Regions from separate parts of the Mus musculus genome. Here all the other regions are linked to region 3. The links are chromatin loops, found by intact Hi-C in ENCODE. Cell type or tissue: gastrocnemius. All regions are shown on one strand. Region 1 holds the start of Prpf39 (pre-mRNA processing factor 39). Region 2 holds the start of Fkbp3 (FK506 binding protein 3). Region 3 holds the start of Klhl28 (kelch-like 28).

Region 1 (2,500 bases), 71 kb after region 3:
AACTGCCCAATTAAGAGGTAAAGGGAAAAGCGTGACTATTTCATGCCCAACGGGGAGGAGTTGGCTATTTGGGAGCAGAGAAGCAGTTGAAGAGGTTTATACACCGTTACAAATCATCTTAAGGGCTTGAGAGAGGGCTCCGCGGTTAAAAGCACTGACTGCTCTTCCAAAGGTCTTGAGTTCAAATCCAAGCAACCATATGGTGGCTCACAACCATCCCTAATGACACCTGACACTCTCTTCTGGTGCGTCTGAAGACAGCTACAGTGTACTTAGATATAATAATAAATCTTTTAAAAAATCATCTTAAAAAGAAACATTCTGGAGACCAGTTCTAGAGGGAAGAGTAAAAGCCCAGTTGTGAGTTCTCTGAAATTCCAAATGGAAGATCGGTGAGTGAGAAAACATTCGCTCGCTCAATTGTCTATAGTTTTACTGACGGAAGACGAGATTTTTTTTTAAAAAACGGATATTTAAGAGTGGGGACTAGGATATAAACAACTGAAGAGGGCTGCTAAGATCATCAACACCAAGCTGCCTCTCTTTGCCCTGAAAGTTTTATGCCCAAATCCTTCAGAGCCTTTAACTCTCAAGCCCAAATGGTTAGTTTCGACATGCAGAATACGATTTAATCAGCCCATACTGTTTTGAGGTTTAGAAGTTTTAGGCTGAATTTCTGGCCATTTCCTGACACATTTTTCATGTGTAAAGCCTTGGCGGTTAGGAAAAGAATTACGATATTTTAGAGGTTTTTTTTGGAGACTGACGCTGGGCAACAAGTGCTGCTTAGCACAACCGGCTTCGCTATGGTTTGGGAAGCTAAGTTTGCGACTGGAGGCCACCCGGGGCGGGGCCTCGGTTGCGCGCGTCACGTGACCGCTGCGCCTTCGGAGCCGCCGGCGCGTGCGCAGTGTGATCCCGAAGAGGCGGCGGCGGCGCTGGTGGTGGTGGCTGCGGTAGCTGCGTGGAGCGAGGCGGTGGCAGGCCCACCTTTGGCGATCTTGGCCCAGGCTTCGGCTCATGGCACCGAGCAGCATCCATAGTGAGGTAACTGGGGGCGGACGGCGTGAGGCGGGCGGCAGGGGAGGCGCCGGGACGGGAAGGGCCTGCGCCACCTCAGGCCGCACCGGGCCGCGGCCTCCCCCGCCTGTCCGGCTCGAGGCCTGGCGCGGGGCGCGCGTCTCCTTCCCAATCCCACCTGTTGGGAAGAGCAGGCCTGGGATCTGCACCTTGAGCGGCGCCTCGCTTCAGGGGTGCGGCGGGGCGGGAGCCTCAGCCTGGATTATCGAAGCTGCTAACTGCTGAGGCTGAGTCCCCTGCTTCTCTAGAGCCGAGGGCCAGAACGTTTCCCATTGCACAGCAGCGTAAGCAAGCGGGTTTTTTTTTTTTTGGGGGGGAGGGGGGGAGGGGAGGCGACGCGGACACTTGGAAACAGCCTAGTAGAGTCTTTTTTAAAAAACAATCTGCTTATATAGATTTTTTTTTTTAACCTTTCGTGCTCAGGAGTCTGCGCGGTCTTTAAGTTAGTAAATACTATTCGGCATTCCCAATGTTAAGGGATTAGTAGTAATGTAGTAAGATTAGTAATGATGCAGTAATACGGTGTAGCTTTATGCAGATTCAGATGCCCGGTGTTCACGAACTTAACACTAGAAAGCTAATCTAACGTTTTCAGAAATACTTTAAAATTTTCAGCTGGTAGAAATGGTAATGCTAGGACTGTACGGATTCATAGACAAGAATAGGAAGCTAAGGCCGGGACCCATGGCAGTTTTTTTTTTTATAGTTCGTTTGAGAAAAATAGCAACAGCTGTTAAATTCCTTACTCTTCTCGTGTTTATAATCTCATTCTAGAGTTAAAAACTGTTATTCCGTGTGTTATTCATGCGCACTGGAGCTGTGTCATGTGCATGAGAACAGGAGTACCGTGGTCCCTTGAGGCTTGGCAGCTAGTGTCTTTAACTGTTGAGCTGCCTCTCAGACCCCAGAATTTTTAAAAGACTCAATATTTAGTGCTATTTGTATCTTAAAGTTGAATTGAGGAACAAAAAATTTGAACATCGTTGTAAAAGTTAGAGTTTTATTTTCAGAGAGGAGCAAAATTGTCTGTTACGCGTTAAGAGCTCTGTGTAAGACATAATCTCTGACGATTATGGAGACATTGTAAATACATAAGCAAGGTTCAATTTCTGGGACCTAATTGTTTAAAATGAGGAAACAAGATGTCTGTGAACATCCTACTTAGTCTCTAAAAACCGGTTGCCAAAACCACTTGTTGTAATAACCCCTTTTACAGCCTAGGGATGCAGGTGACTCATCGGGGCTGAGACTCTGAGTGATTCCGGATTGGAAACCAGCTAGCTAGCTAAGGAATGACTTAATTGGTCTGTGGTAATGCTCAGTGATATATAGTGTGTTTTATATGTCTTTATGGGCATAGGCATGGGAAGCATTAGGGAAAGAAAGTATTAGAGTTCAGGTGCATCATATTTAATGAGTT
Region 2 (2,500 bases), 110 kb after region 3:
TATGACCACTGAGGTGGGGCAGTGGTGGAGAGCGCCTTTAATCCCAGCACTTGGGAGGCAGAGGCAGGTGGATTTCTGAGTTCAAGGTCAGCCTGGTCTACAGATCGAGTTCCAGGACAGCCAGGGCTACACAGAGAAACCCTGTCTCAAAAAACAAAAACAAAGCAACCCCCCCCCCCCGGAAAAAAAAACCTCAAAATAATTTAACTGAGGTACAGAACATGACGTGATGGAGCAGGGCTGTTATTCCTAGCACTTGCTAGATGAAGGTAAGGTCAAGGGAGTTTGAGGCCTGTCTGGGCTATGAGATGTTGCCTCCAAAAAGATTAAGGAGTCGGGGGGGCTGGGGTGGGGGTGGGAATGAATGACCCTTCCTGAAGGGCAAAAACTCAAGTCTAACAAAATAACCCGTGACTACAAAATGGGTGGCTAAGATGCGGACAGGGCTGAAAGCTGCATTATACAACTAGAATTTTTCAAATCTGCGTGCTTATAATCACAGAAGCCCGCCGTATTAAAAATTCACATTTAATTCCCCTAAGGTTATTTTGTAAAAGATTTGTAACAAAAAAAGTTAAAACAGTAATATGTGGGTTTCTGAAAATCACGGATCATAGTTCGGTATTCAGTACATGGGTAAGACAAACTAGATGCACACGAGGCTCCCTCGCATCCTTACACCCCTCCCTCCCATTTCCCAGTGGCCAGCACTGTGCGCCCCGGCAGCATGCACTCCCGAGTCCTCGCCCCCGCCTCAGACGCCAGCATTTCAGGGTCCTTCTCCTCAGGTCCTCGGCCCTCACAGATCCTGTCTGGGATTTAAATCTACGGCCGCAGCTCCAGGGCCTGCCCTAGGAAATAAGGGCCGAACCCCGCGGAATCTGGGGCGGCCCAAGGGGCGGGAGAGTGGGAGCTCACGCGGGCCGCTCAGGCCTGGCCAGCACCGGCCACAGAGGGCGAGGGCGGGGGCACCGAGGAATCCGGTATGTAAGGCATCTCCGGGGGGGGTGAAGCTGCCCCGGGACGCCCCGGCCTGGCCGCCCAGATGCCTTTGGTACCGAATCTGAACCGTGATCCTGCAGAAACTTGATAATGTCCTTCTTGGGCAGCTGCTCGCTGCGCAGCTGCTCCACGGTCCATGCACGCTGCGGAACAGCCGCCGCCATCTTCCCCTGCTGCTGCCGCTGCACTGAGCCAGCCCGCCTCAATCCGGCGCGGTCCCGCCCTCAGGGCGTGGCCCGGGCTTACGCCACGCTCTAGGGGTGGGGCCTCCGCCTTTTGGAATCAGCCCACACTTTCTACGCAGCCCCGGCCCTGAAGGGTGGCCTGGGCATGCGTGGCGCGCGAGGAGGCGGGGCTTCTGCTTTGCTGAGCCTGGGGGTTTCTTCCGTCCACTCTCTGTCCCCACGGGTCCTGCGCGGGACTCCGGGGCCCGGCCGCCATGGTCCTAAACCGGATTGACTCGTGAGCTAGGGTGATGTCAACACTGGGCTGTGAGGGCCTTGTTGAGTAGAATGAAAATCTGTGCAGGTCTCTTGGCCAGCGGCATGCAGTGATGATGGCAAACCTTATTTTGATGCTTTCTGAGGCGTTCTTTGGGCAGCCATCACGCCCACTTGTTTATTATTTACGGCTTACGATGTCTTTAAAAGTACAGATTGTAAACGGTTTAAAGAAAATAACAGCATTCGGGTTTTCAATCTCATTTTAGGCTAGTTCTACTCTAATCTTATCTGGATTGGCCTAGTCCTTGCCCATCAAACAATTTCCACAAAACTAAATGCAAACCTCTCCCGACAGAGCTTTGCCTACAAATTTAGAAACTTGAATAAAACAATGTAATTACGCTGTACTTAAAATACCTCTTTACGATAGTGAGGGTGGTGTATGTACAGCAAGAGCTTCGCGTGTTTGTACTTTGTTTCAGTAACTGAGGAAATAGATGTTTACCGATTTTGTACTGGTACCCAAGACTAAAAGCAGAAAGCTGTCACTAACAGAACTGGGCAAGAACACTTACTGCTCTATAGCTGTAATCATTATGTGAGAGTTAAGATATGAAGTGTATGTCTGTAGCACTTAGGAGCCCGTATAGCCCCTTACAAGATGAGGCAGGACATTGGCCAACTCAAGGTCATTTTGGTCTGCATGCAGAGTTCCAGGCCAGAGTGGGCCTCAGAGCAAGAACCCGTGTGAAACAAAAACATACGGAGGAAAACAGAAAAAGAAATCCCACGACAAAAATGTATTTGTTTTAGTTTCTCAATGAATGCAGGGCCAGAGCACATTCTTTAGACAGACAAAACATTAAAACTGCCATTTGTATAACACAAAACTGCATTTTCTCAGCATAGATGGAGAAAAATATTATTTATCTCTACTTTTGCTTCAATCATGTTACGGTTACAAACGATGACTGAATGCTTGTCCTGGGGTCACGAAGTTATGTATCTTAACCCCGTATGTAGTATGTCGTTAGCAGTGACAGCTCATTTAAAGC
Region 3 (2,500 bases):
GCAGCAGCAAACCACAAAACAGAAGATAAAAGAAAGTGAAGAAACCCACCAAAGCTTTAAACCAAAGCACAGGATACATGGTTATACAGCCTCATTTATATTAATACTTTTTCCAAAATAAAAAATTAAGAACATTTTAATTATGTTATAATAAAAACTAATAAATACAATTTCAACTTGCATCACCAGGAGTATTAATTATTGTTATAAAGCACTTTGATACATGTGACTCAATTATTTCAAGATTTCAAAAAATAATATAGCTGGGTATGGTGGCACAGGGCTTTAATCCCAACACTTGGGAGGCAGAGGCAGGCAGATCTCTAAGTTGGAGGCCAGCCTGGTCTACACAGGGAGTTCAGAACAACTAGGACTAGACAGGAAAACCCAGTCTCAAAATAATAAAATAAAATAAAATAAAAATTGAGAGATATCCATTTAATACAAAGAGGGACAGAAATACTTTTGCATTTGAAGAATATAAGCTTGGAACTTCAAATTATAACTCAGTCTTTTCTCACTGAAAAGTAATTGTATTATTTCTTTTAAAAGTCTGCCGAACAACAACAAATCTGTTTTCAAGCTTGGTTTGACAGTGCACACTGGTAATCTCAACAATCAGAAGACTGATAGGAGGGTCAAGACTTCAAGACCAGCTTGGGCTATACAGTAATTCAGCATTAATGTTTCAAATACAGACACACAAAAAAGTTGCTCTTTCATGCCCCAAAGGGGTGTGGCCGTATAGGAGATACTCTTAGTTGAACTGAGTCTATTTATAGTTTCTTTTACAAAAAAAAAAAAAACACTCATCAGCTATCAAATTCTCATTTTGCTTAAAATAATGTCTATCAACCTAAATCCTCTGTGCAGAATTCTCTTAGGACTGTAATGCTAAGAACTTGCACCACAACTGAAATTGTCTAGCGATCTCCGTCTCCAGGAGACTGAAAGACTGCAGAGACTCTGGAGTATCCTAGGGGAGATGGGAAAGGTGGAGGTGGGGCGAAAGGAAAAGTCCCACAGAGGAGTTAAAAGATAAAGGCTTTAAGCACTCCGTTTAATGCAAAGGGGAAAACACTGATTCTACCTATCTATAAGAAAACTTGGTGATGCGGACAATGAAAAGGGACAGAAGCCTTTAACACTCCATAGCCAGCGGGTGAAGAGAGGAAAAGGAGGCAAGGGAGAAGAGGGCGGGGCGAGGAAGGTCCCCAACGACAAGAAAGTCTTTTTTAAAAAAGTACTCTGTGTGCTTGGCCTCGGTTAGGTTCTCCTGTACTACTAAGCAGGCTGCAGGTAGAAAGAATCTTATTTTGGACAGCAGTGAGTAGAACGTTTACAATGGTAACCAGCACTGTGCAGAACATGTCGTCTCTCTCTGCCTGCTCTGGTCCAGTTCTTTGCCTCGCATTCTGGCTCCTGGGGCACTCGGGGAACACACCACCAAAGCCTGCACCACTGTATAATAGCAAAAGGAAAATACCTGAGTCCCAGGAATAACACCTGCAGCAACAGGAGGAGGAGCCACGGAAAACTGGAACCCGGGATGGGATCCTCTCTTGCTCCCGTCAAACCTCAACTCTTATGGGTGGGGTGGAAAACTTCCGCCCCGGACAAGGGAGCGTCATTTCCGTCTAAGGCCTTGACCCCGCCTCTTCATTCTGGCTACGTTCAGACTTCCTCTTCCAGGAATCTTCGGCCTATGCTTTAAGTCCTTACATGGACTACATAACCCAGCATCCACCGCGGCAGATTGGTTTCCGGGTCAAGAGGTCCGCTCTGGGTGCATCACCATGGAAGCGCTCGGTTTGGTCACGTGGTGGCCCTGGTTACGCCGGGTGGCGCCTGTGGGGTCCCAGGCTCAGCGGGGGCCATTTTGCCGGAGGCTGGCTCCGGGAGTGGAAGGCCCGAGCGGCCTGGCAGCTGACCGGAGCCGTTCCTTCTCTTCCTCTGCAGCTCGGGGCTTGGAGAGGAACTGGAAGGCTGGGCTTCATCCAGCCCTCCCAAGACGGCAATGGTTCCCTCCAGCTCTCGCTACCTGACGACCCTCCATGGCGGCCGCGCCTTCCGAGCTGCTCCCGCTGCCGCCTCCTGCGACCCCTGGTTCCTATCGCCTCCTGAGCCGCTGTCGTCCTTACGCCCCAGGGACTGATGGTCGTCGATCCGGGGGCACCATGAGAGGCGAGAAAAACTATTACTGCCGTGGGGCTGCCGGGGATCATGGCTCCTGCCCCGCGACGCCGTCGCCTCTGGCCTCGACCCTCCTGTTACCGGCGGAGGCTGTTTCAACTAGCTGGTCCGGGCCTGGAAGTGGGCTCTCGGGCGGAGATGAGGAGGAGACTCGGCTTCTTCAACTCCTGCGCACCGCACCGGATCCTTCCGAGGCGTTCCAGGCTTTGCAGGCTGCCTTGCCGCGGCGAGGCGGCCGGCTTGGCTTTCCCCGCCGCAAGGAAGCCTTATATCGGGCGCTGGGCCGAGTGCTTGTGGAAGGCGGCAG

What was found. Hi-C counts contacts between places; a loop is a spot of excess contacts. Peaks named below come from ENCODE experiments on the same cell type or tissue, not always from the same donor. Only the 100,000 strongest peaks of a DNase experiment are listed, where the experiment ranks them.
Region 1: a loop joins it to region 3, with 2.4 times the contacts of the local background. A loop is called at or near these places in 7 of 42 quality-filtered maps.
Region 2: a loop joins it to region 3, with 3 times the contacts of the local background. A loop is called at or near these places in 18 of 42 quality-filtered maps.

What each region holds. Positions count from the first base shown.
Region 1 is chr12:65,035,422-65,037,921 of GRCm38, forward strand. It overlaps Prpf39 (pre-mRNA processing factor 39), which reads left to right and starts at 913. Exons shown (of 14, transcript NM_177806.3): 1 at 913-1,047. In gastrocnemius, a CTCF peak has its summit at 1,103; a DNase peak (open chromatin) is centred at 906; H3K4me3 peaks cover 2,239 bases; H3K27ac peaks cover 2,377 bases.
Region 2 is chr12:65,072,757-65,075,256 of GRCm38, forward strand. Fkbp3 (FK506 binding protein 3) reads right to left here and starts at 1,182. Exons shown (of 7, transcript NM_013902.4): 1 at 1,059-1,182. The coding sequence starts at 1,166. It also overlaps a transcript of Fancm not described here. In gastrocnemius, no CTCF peak of the experiment used is centred here; DNase peaks (open chromatin) are centred at 979 and 1,261; H3K4me3 peaks cover 2,500 bases; H3K27ac peaks cover 2,500 bases.
Region 3 is chr12:64,963,923-64,966,422 of GRCm38, forward strand. It overlaps Klhl28 (kelch-like 28), which reads right to left and starts at 1,614. Exons shown (of 5, transcript NM_025707.3): 1 at 1,487-1,614. Togaram1 (TOG array regulator of axonemal microtubules 1) reads left to right here and starts at 1,820. Exons shown (of 20, transcript NM_177805.3): 1 at 1,820-2,500. The coding sequence starts at 2,055. In gastrocnemius, no CTCF peak of the experiment used is centred here; DNase peaks (open chromatin) are centred at 1,226 and 1,783; H3K4me3 peaks cover 2,210 bases; H3K27ac peaks cover 1,675 bases.